Linked DNA regions of Homo sapiens: region 1 is linked to region 2. A link is a contact called in ENCODE Hi-C or POLR2A ChIA-PET data. All regions are on one chromosome and are shown on one strand. The core of a region is the stretch at or near the end of the contact, and the rest is flanking DNA. Distances in the headings are between cores, read along the strand shown. Region 1 holds the start of USP19 (ubiquitin specific peptidase 19). Region 2 holds the start of SLC25A20 (solute carrier family 25 member 20).

Evidence for each region. Hi-C counts contacts between places; a loop is a spot of excess contacts on that map. ChIA-PET counts read pairs that join two places held with the same protein, here RNA polymerase II (POLR2A). Pooled maps may share reads with other maps.
Region 1: a loop to region 2 is called in a pooled map, with 6 times the contacts of the local background. The contact joins the promoter of USP19 here to the promoter of SLC25A20 in region 2. A Hi-C loop is called at or near these places in 6 of 50 pooled maps. POLR2A ChIA-PET finds 5 or more read pairs at or near these places in 3 of 52 experiments (CD8-positive, alpha-beta T cell, K562 and activated B cell).

The regions. Positions count from the first base shown.
Region 1 is chr3:49,117,016-49,122,401 of GRCh38, reverse strand. It overlaps USP19 (ubiquitin specific peptidase 19), which reads left to right and starts at 1,579. Exons shown (of 27, transcript NM_001199161.2): 1 at 1,579-1,646; 2 at 3,121-3,380; 3 at 4,282-4,455; 4 at 4,572-4,745; 5 at 4,832-4,965; 6 at 5,041-5,343. The coding sequence starts at 3,257. It overlaps LAMB2 (laminin subunit beta 2), which reads left to right. Exons shown (of 32, transcript NM_002292.4): 28 at 32-239; 29 at 317-458; 30 at 542-718; 31 at 810-969; 32 at 1,040-1,288. The coding sequence ends at 1,176. RefSeq lists enhancers at 302-1,290, 1,291-2,280 and a silencer at 1,399-1,718.
Region 2 is chr3:48,895,507-48,900,133 of GRCh38, reverse strand. It overlaps SLC25A20 (solute carrier family 25 member 20), which reads left to right and starts at 1,252. Exons shown (of 9, transcript NM_000387.6): 1 at 1,252-1,444. The coding sequence starts at 1,340. RefSeq lists a silencer at 1,512-1,701 and an enhancer at 2,282-2,331.

The DNA of each region.
Region 1 (5,386 bases), core at 330-2,829, 220 kb before region 2:
ATGTTCTTAAGTTCTTGCTGTGTCCCTATAGAGGAGGGGGCTGATCCTGATAGCATTGAAATGGTGGCCACACGGGTGCTAGAGCTCTCCATCCCAGCTTCAGCTGAGCAGATCCAGCACCTGGCGGGTGCGATTGCAGAGCGAGTCCGGAGCCTGGCAGATGTGGATGCGATCCTGGCACGTACTGTAGGAGATGTGCGTCGTGCCGAGCAGCTACTGCAGGATGCACGGCGGGCAAGGTCTGACCCCATCCCTGGCCCCTATCCCTGACACCTGGTTTTGATACCTCCAGGTTCTGATTCCCCCTTCTCCCCAGGAGCTGGGCTGAGGATGAGAAACAGAAGGCAGAGACAGTACAGGCAGCACTGGAGGAGGCCCAGCGGGCACAGGGTATTGCCCAGGGTGCCATCCGGGGGGCAGTGGCTGACACACGGGACACAGAGCAGACCCTGTACCAGGTGAGGTCTTCCTAGGACATCAGTGGGACAAGGTTATGGGCATGAACCGTAGATCTGTGTAACCTTTGGCTCACCCATGGCAGGTACAGGAGAGGATGGCAGGTGCAGAGCGGGCACTGAGCTCTGCAGGTGAAAGGGCTCGGCAGTTGGATGCTCTCCTGGAGGCTCTGAAATTGAAACGGGCAGGAAATAGTCTGGCAGCCTCTACAGCAGAAGAAACGGCAGGCAGTGCCCAGGGTCGTGCCCAGGAGGCTGAGCAGGTGGGTTGAGGCAGAGCCAGCTGGAGAAGGTAGGGGTGGAAGATGGGCCTCCACTGAGCTACCACGCTAACCTAACCCTCTACATCTGCAGCTGCTACGCGGTCCTCTGGGTGATCAGTACCAGACGGTGAAGGCCCTAGCTGAGCGCAAGGCCCAAGGTGTGCTGGCTGCACAGGCAAGGGCAGAACAACTGCGGGATGAGGCTCGGGACCTGTTGCAAGCCGCTCAGGACAAGCTGCAGCGGCTACAGGGTAAGAAATGGGGCACCAGAGACACAAGACTGCGGGAAACCCCCCCTAAACTGACACCTGCCCTTCCTAGAATTGGAAGGCACCTATGAGGAAAATGAGCGGGCACTGGAGAGTAAGGCAGCCCAGTTGGACGGGTTGGAGGCCAGGATGCGCAGCGTGCTTCAAGCCATCAACTTGCAGGTGCAGATCTACAACACCTGCCAGTGACCCCTGCCCAAGGCCTACCCCAGTTCCTAGCACTGCCCCACATGCATGTCTGCCTATGCACTGAAGAGCTCTTGGCCCGGCAGGGCCCCCAATAAACCAGTGTGAACCCCCACTGTGTTGTCTGGACTCTGATTTGGGGCGGGCGGGGGAGTCTCCAGGGGAACCTCGAGGTTGCCCCCAGCAGAACCCATGCACCGCTAAGCCACCCGAGCACCGCCTCCTTCCGCTCGGGCCCGCCCCGGAGCTGCGGGTCGCTCCGAGCCCATTCCCGCCGGAAGTGCGTCACCAGCTTGGCGCTCCGCCTCCCTCGGCCTTAGCTAGAAGTCGAAACAAAACAAGCCGCTAAGGCGGTGGCGGCGGCGCCGGGACGGGGGAGGGGCGCGCCGGAACCGGAACCGACCTGCGCCGGAACCGGAACGGAGAGCGGGTTGCCAGGGCCCGAAGAGGGCTGGCTGCGGCGGTCTCGCTCGGTGAGTGGAGCAGGCTGCAACTCGCTGGCTTGGCCGCAGCGGGGAGGCCGCAACGCGCGGCCGCGGCGGCCTGTTCAAGGTCACGGGCCGTGCCAGTCCCTACCCCTAGTGCCCCGCAGCGTGCCAGCCCACTGATGCCGGCAGGGCCGTTACGCTATGCCTGTGGCCAGCCTCCCACCTGGGAGAGGACTGGCGGCCAGCGAGGGCAACTTCGTGGGAGAGGTGGTGGCGGGCTCGGGGTTCAGAGGCTGAAGCTGGGTCGCAGCTCGACCGGGGCGCTGATCTGTGGTCAGTAACCCCGCGCTGCCATTTCAGGCCGGCTCGGGTCTCTAAACAGCCCCTTACCCGCCTCGACGTCCCTGGGGCATGGGGGAGGGACGCGACCTTCGGCTGGGGCCTGGGTGCAAGAAGGAGGCGCCGGTGGCAGGTGTCATTAAAGATCCAGCCCACCAGTACCACATCTGACCTGTAGAAGGGTATCCTGCCATCCCTCCTTCCTCCTTTACACACTTAGGGGAACACAGACTAGTCATTATCTGTCCTGCTACTGGTTCAGGCCAGGCTTGAGGCTGCCAGGAGTCCTGGATCTGTGGTCCTCCCCAGCCTCATCTCAGTATCTAGTTTCAAGACCTTCATTTTGGAGGAGGAAACAGTCCAGAATCCACTGGTGGGTCTGTGGGAAACTGTAGTGGTCCTTGTGGCTCAGAGCTCATGAGTGAAGGCATCTGGGAAGGAAGGTGATAATTTCTGTTCCAGTCTCAAACTGGATGCCCATCCTGCCTTAGTACTGGAGCAGGGTTGCTGCTGAAGAGGTAGCGTGACATCTAGATACACTTTTCAGTCCCTTTCTGCTTGGGACAGCAGCTGGGGAGAGGACTTTCTCTTGAAATGAAGAAGGACCAAGCAGTACATAGGAGCAGGTTCTTGCCAAGGGTGGGAGCTGGCAGGAGGCAGGTGGAGTGCCTTAGCCCCAGGACTTTTTCTGGGCAATGGTAGAACCTGGGTTGAGCCTGTTTACAGCCACAGAGCCTGGTTCTCCTGCGGCTTGTCTCCTGTCCTGCCTTCCTCCTCCACCTTCTATTTCTCCAGTGGTGACTAAGCAGCCAGTGAGAGTGAAGGAAAAGTGAGCACCCTGCTCGGAGTGCCAGCCCTGTGGGCTGGAGCCGTGGCTCCTCTCCAGATTGGTGGAGTAGCCTGGTCCCAGGCCATGACTTCCTTGACCTGGTGCCCCCTCAGTGAGGCTTTCACCTGTGTGGGACTGTTATGGTGGGTATCTATGAGGCTTGGCCAGAAGTGGTTGCTGCTACTTGCATTATTTATTACCTCTTCAGAATATCCTGAGAGTGTCCAGGGGTACTTAAGAGATGAGAAGATACAGCTCTGTAGCATTAGTGTCCTGTGTTGCTGAGCCCTGGGTGTAGCTAAAGAGCAAGTTGTTGGGTCTTGGCAGTGATCACTGGCTTCTTTCCATTAGGCTGTCCGTTCCTTGCTGGAGAATTTGGCCACAAAGAGTTGCCAAGATAGCTGGGCCAGGAAGAAAGCGCCGCAGCCCTGACCCAGACGCTGTTGCCGACCCCGGGGCACTCTGGCTGTCGACCAAGCGGCTCAAGATGTCTGGCGGGGCCAGTGCCACAGGCCCAAGGAGAGGGCCCCCAGGACTGGAGGACACCACTAGTAAGAAGAAGCAGAAGGATCGAGCAAACCAGGAGAGCAAGGATGGAGATCCTAGGAAAGGTGGGAGTGGCATTCCCAGAGTAATTGTGGCCTTCTCTGCCTCCCATCTTATTGGTATACAGATTGGGGTTTGGGAGATGACTTTCTTGTTCTTCTCTCTGTCCTGGTTTGATGATGAGAGAAGAAGGACCCATGATAACCTCAGTAGAGCCTCAGCTTTGAAGCCTGAGTACTTGGCTAAGATCCAGAAGATGGTGCTGTTGGGGGGCTTGCCTTCTTTCCTTTTTAAACTTTTTTCTTTTTTTTGAACCTGTTCTTTTTTTCCTTTTTTTTTTGAGATGGAGTCTCATTCTGTAGCCCAGGCTGGAGTGCAGTGGTGCAATATTGGCTCACTGCAACGTCCACCTCCTGGTTCAGGTGATTGTCCTGCCTCAGCCTCCCAAGTAGCTGGGATTACAGGTGCATGCCACCACGCAAGGCTAATTTTTTTTTTTTTTTTGAGACAATGTCTCACTCTGTCATCCAGGCTAGAGTGTAGTGGCGTCTTGGCTCACTGCGGGCTCTGCCTCCCGGGTTCAAGTGATTCTGCTGCCTCAGCCTCCCAAGTAGCCTCAGCCTCCCAAGTAGCTGGGATTACAGGTATGCACCACCACACTCAGCTAATTTTTGTATTTTTAGTAGAGACGGGGTTTCACCATGTTGGCCAGACTGGTCACAAACTCCTGACCTCAGGTGATCCACCCACCTCGGCCTCTCAAAGTGCTGGGATTGCAGGCGTGAACCACCGTGCCTGTCCCTTTTTTTTTTTTTTTTTTAAAGGCAGGGTCTCACTCTTGCACAGATTGGAGTGCAGTGCAGGTGTGATCGTAGCTTACTGCATCCTCAAAGTCCTGGGCTCAAGCAGTCCTCCTACCTCAGCCTCCTCACCATGCTTGACTAATTTTTCTTATTTTTTTTTTAGAGACAGGGTCTCGATATGTTGCCCAGGCTGGTCTTGAACCTCTGGCCTCAGGTGATCCTTCTGCCTCAGCCTCCCATGCAGCTGGGATCACAGGCTCACGCCACCGTACCCGGCTGTTCTTTCCTTCATCGTCAGGGTCAGCATCCACTCCTCAAGAGGAGCAGACCAAAGAGGGTCAGTAACGAATGGGCTTTTTGTTGCTAGGGAAGGGGAGGGGGCACTTGCAATTTGGCTCCCATCTGAAGCAGTTTCATTAGGCTGGGTCTCTGTTACCTGCTTATCACCATCAGGAGCTTGTGAAGACCCTCATGATCTCTTGGCTACTCCCACTCCAGAGTTGTTGCTCGATTGGAGGCAGAGTGCAGAAGAGGTGATTGTCAAGCTTCGTGTGGGAGTAGGTCCCCTGCAGCTGGAGGATGTAGATGCTGCTTTCACAGATACAGACTGTGTGGTGCGGTTTGCAGGTGTGTCCATCTGCCCTGAGCACAGTAGTATGTTTGAATCTTCTGATATCTCCTATCCTACCTCATGGACCCTGCTCTGTCCCCAGGTGGTCAGCAGTGGGGTGGTGTCTTCTATGCTGAGATAAAAAGCTCTTGTGCTAAAGTGCAAACCCGCAAGGGCAGTCTCCTGCACCTGACACTGCCCAAAAAGGTGCCTATGCTCACGTGGCCCTCCCTCCTGGTGAGTTCTAGTAGTACAGGGTTGGGTAGGGATACCAGTGTAGTCGACAGGGCCTGACTGCTGTATCTTTGGCAGAAGAAACCTCTAGGGACCCAGGAGCTGGTGCCGGGGCTGCGGTGCCAGGAGAATGGGCAGGAACTGTCTCCCATTGCCCTGGAGCCAGGCCCTGAGCCCCACCGGGCTAAGCAGGAGGCCCGGAACCAGAAGCGGGCCCAGGGCCGTGGTGAGGTAGGCGCAGGGGCTGGCCCCGGGGCCCAGGCAGGGCCCAGCGCCAAGAGGGCTGTGCATCTCTGCAGAGGGCCAGAGGGGGACGGGTCCAGGGATGACCCTGGACCCCGGGGTGATGCCCCACCCTTCGTGGCTGACCCAGCCACCCAGGTGAGAGCTGGGCACCTGTTTGGGTGTTAGGAGATGGGGGGAA
Region 2 (4,627 bases), core at 3-2,502:
TGTTGGCCAGGCTGGTCTTGAACTCCTGACCTCAGGTGATCCACCTGCCTTGGCCTTCCAAAGTGCTGGGATTATAGGCATGAGCCACTGCGTCGGGCCTTTAACTTTTTTTTTTTTTTTTTTTTTTTTTTTTTGTAGAGACAGTGTTTCGCTCTTTTTGCCCAGGCTGGAGTGCAATGGCACGATCTGGGCTCACCGCAATCTCTGCCTCCCAAGTTCAAGTGATTCTCCTGCTTCAGCCTCCCAAGTAGCTGGGATTACAGGCATGCGCCACCATGCCCCGCTAATTTTGTATTTTTAGTAGAGACGGGGTTTCTCCATGTTGGTCAGGCTGGTCTCAAACTCCTGACCTCAGTTGATATGCCTGCCTTGGCCTCCCAAAGTGCTGGGATTACAGGTGTGAGCCACTGGGCCCGGCCTAACTTTTTTTTTTTAGAGACAAGAGTCTCGCTATATAAGTCAGGCTGGTCTCAAACTCCTGGGTTTAAGCAATCCTCTCGCCTTGGCCTCCCAAAGAGCTGGGATTACAGACATGAGCCATAACACCAGGCCCAAACCTGTCTTCTAGTGCCTCCAAAACCTCTGTCGCCTCATCAGCTACTACCCTCCCTCTTCCTGTGGTTTCTCAAACATGTCAGGCACAGACCATCTCAAGGCTTTTGCATTTTCTTTTTCTTCTGGGTGGAAGGTTCCTCACCCTTGACCCTGTTATGTGTGAACAGAACTCCCTCTCTCATCTTCTCAGGTCTTGAATCCTGTCACCTTTTCAGTTAAACCCTCCCTTATTCAACGAACTAAAATTGCAAATCACTTGTCCCACACACCCTCTAACTCTCTTCCTGGATTTTTCTCCGTAGTACTTATTACTACTTGATACACTATGCATTTTTTAGTTATTTATCTTTGTTATGGTCTGTAAATTCCAGGAGGACAGGGACCTGTGTGTTGTACTACCAGGGGTGCCTCCAGCACCTAGAAGGACGCCTGGCATATGGCAGGGCGCAATTGATCTCTCTGGAGTGAGTGGATGAATGGGAGCTCAGAGGAAACATGGAAGTCTGGGAAGGCTTCCTGGAGGAATAGGCCCGCTGGCCCACACTCCCAAACCCCGCCCATGCGGCTTTGCGCTCTGCCACGCCCATCGAAGCGGGGCCGAGGCCGGAAGCAGCCCCGGGCGGAAGCCCTACCGTGCCAACTGGGCCCTCCTCCCGACCTGCCCCGGGCTCGTGCCCCGCCCACCCAAAAGTGGGTGAAAGGTCGGCGGCGCCGGCACTGCAGCTGGGGCTGAGAAGCCAGGACGGCCCGAGAACTGACAGACGGAGTGACAGACGGACTGACCATGGCCGACCAGCCAAAACCCATCAGCCCGCTCAAGAACCTGCTGGCCGGCGGCTTTGGCGGCGTGTGCCTGGTGTTCGTCGGTCACCCTCTGGACACGGTCAAGGTGCGGGAGGCTGGGTCGCAGGCTTTGGGGAGGAGGCCCGGGCGGGGCGCGGAAAGCATGGTCCCCCGCGAGGCGCGGACGCTGGGCAGAAGAGGGGCATGTGTGAGCTTCCGTGAGAAGTCTAGGGAATCTCTCTTTCAGGGGTGGGCAGGAAGCTGTACCTTGCGCCCCAAAGAGCCAGGCGGCGGCGCAAAGTGAGCAGCCTCTAACTGCCTGTCAAGAGCTCTGATGTAAAGTTCCCTGTCCCGCAGTCTCTTCTGACCCTGCGCCACTTCTTTAGGGATGGGAAGGAATAAACGTCTCTCCATAGTTTTGGTTTCAGCCAACACTAATATTATCGTTAAGGTTGAAACAGGTCCCCTGTAAAGCCTGCCCCAGGAAGACAACTAAAGACAGAGCGGTACGGTTGTTCTGGAGGTGTCCTTTGATACATTCCCCTGGGGCAAGAGTACCCATCTCTTTCGCACCTTTCCCGGCCCGGGGAGATACTTGACACTCTTCGGCCTGTCACCCAACGGTGGCCTGCTCAGCCTCCTGGGCAGAGGCATCCCTGTGAGAAGCAATGATGACCTCAGTGACCGAGCCCCTTCCACGGAAAGCAAGGTGATCAGCTTTGCACAAGGCCAGCCTCATTCTCACAACTCCCAGATGAGGAAGCTATGGTCAGACTGAGGCTTGGGAGGGAGGACGTTCATCAGGAATTGTTCTCTGGTCTTCCTCATATCATATCTCAACTATTCCCCTTGCAACACCTTCATTAATGCTTTGCTTGGGGACCAAAGTCCATCCCCCATGGCTTAGCACTCGAAGCTGCATCCAGTTTTCTCACTTTTTTTCTAGACGTAGACGTGAAGGAAATTGACAAGTCATTGCCAGGGTGGGCCTGTGGGGAGCAGACATGAGTTTTAAAAGATTGGAAGCCCATGTGAGGGGGTTTGTTAGGATGTTGGGTCAGATTTCTTCCACAGCGAAATAGTTTTGTGGGCACTTCCTCTTGGCCAGCTTGGGCAGCAAGCTCTTTGCTGCCTTTCATCCAAGAGAGGAGCTGCCCTGAAGTAGAGCTCATACTGGGGTCATTCTATAGGAAGACCAGGGTTAAAGTAGCTGGACTGGCTAGGTCATTGTGCAACATGAAATCAAATGTTTATTTAGCTGGTGGTAAATGCCATGTGTTAGTGCTTCCCAGACTGTGGTCATTCCAAGCGGCACTGTCTACTGAGGGACGATTGTCTGGCCTTTCTTCCTGCTCTTGGTCCATATAGGCAGATATCTTATTAGTTCTAGGCCTCTGGGGCCGCCCTTAAAAAAAAAAAAAAAAAAAATATATATATATATATATATATTCACACACACACAAATATTGCTCCTACCTCCATATCACCTTTGTCCTTGATGTCACTCCCAAGAAGGACTGGATGACCTCTGCACTGAAGTGCAAATAACTGAAATGCTCACTGGCATATTTAGCAACCAGAAAGCCTCTTTTTAGCTTAAACCAAAACCACAAATTGCTGACTGCTGTGTTTTTGGCCTTAGTGAGCTGGGTGGGCTCCAATCAAAGCCTGACCTTAAGGTACTTTCAGAGTTCCAAGGTTAAAAAAAAAAAAAAAAAAGGAGAAGAAGAAAAAAAAGAAGTCCAAGATAGTGTAACTGAGCTGTGGGCTGTGTGTCCTGACAAGGCAAAAGCTGCAGCGCTTCAGAGTGGGTCATGAAAAGGCTCTATGGAAGGTGGTGCGTTAGAACAGGCATTCAAGTGCTGGGTGAGTTCAGACTGAAGGAGTAGGGAGACCCAGACAGTCTGATGGGAAGGCAGGAGTGAAGGTGAGTGTGGCTTGCAAGTGGGGATCATATTATAAAATAAGACAACCTAGGCCGGTCACGGTGGGCTCATGCCTGTTAATCCCAGCACTTTGGGAGGCTGAGGCAGGTGGATCACCTGAGGTCAGGAGTTCGAGACCAGCCTGGCCAACATGGTGAAATCCCATCTCTACTAAAAATACAAAAAAAAAAAATTGGCTGCATGTGGTGGCAGGTGCCTGTAATCCCAGCTAATTGGGAGGCTGAGGCAGGAGAATCGCTTGAACCCACAGGGCGGAGGTTGCAGTGAGCTGAGATTGTGCCATTGCACTCCAGCCTGGGTGACAGAGTGAGACTCCTTCCCAAAAACAAAACAAAACAAAACAAAACAAAACAAAACAAAACAAAAACCACCTGCAAAGGACTTTAATGTTCTTGCTGGTTTGGATGGCTGATATCCTGTTGAGACAGGTATGAGGTATGAAGTGTATATAAAATCACAAAAAGGCAGCCTTGGCAACATGGCAAGACCTCATGTCTATAAAAAATACAAAAATTAGCTGGGCATGGTGGTGCACATCTGTAATCCCAGCTACTCAGGCGGCTGAGGCTGGAGGATCGGTTGAACCTAGGAGTTTGAGGCTGCAGTGAGCCTTTGCACTCCATTCTGGGCAACAGAATGAGACACTGTCTCAAAAGAAAAAAAAAATCACAACAAGGTATTAGTCAGAATTTTTTTTTTTTTTTTTTTTGAGACAAGACTCTCCCTCTGTCACCCAGGCTGGAGTACAGTGGCAGGATCTTGGCTCATGGCAACTTCCATCTCCCGAGTTCAAGCAATTCTTTTGCCTCAGCCTCCTGAGTAGCTGGGATTATAGGTGCCCACCACCATGCCTGGCTAATTTTTGTATTTTTAGTAGAGATGGGGTTTCTCCATGTTGGGCAGGCTGGTCTCAAACTCGTGGCCTCAAGTGATCCTCCGGCCTTGGCCTCCTGAAGTGCTGGGATTATAGGTGTGAGCCACTGTACCTGGTCTAGTCAGAAGCTTTGATCCATTTCTCTCTCTCTACTAACTAGGGGAGGTTATGCCTGACTATGGGAGATCTGAAGGACAATATGAGGGATTTTGGATGTAAAGGTATGGTGGCCTCTGGGCATTTCTATTGTGTCCCATAAACCCCTCAGACTTACGTGTCACCTCTGTTGCCCAGAGAGGGACTTCCTTGGTTTGATATGGAAGGCCCTGACAAATACAAGAATAATAAATTCTAAAGAAATTATTAAAAAAATGGTAAAAATGATGATATAGAAGGACCTGACAAATACAAGAATAAGAGATTCCAAAGAAATAAAGAAACAACATGGTAAAAATGATGTTTTGGAAAG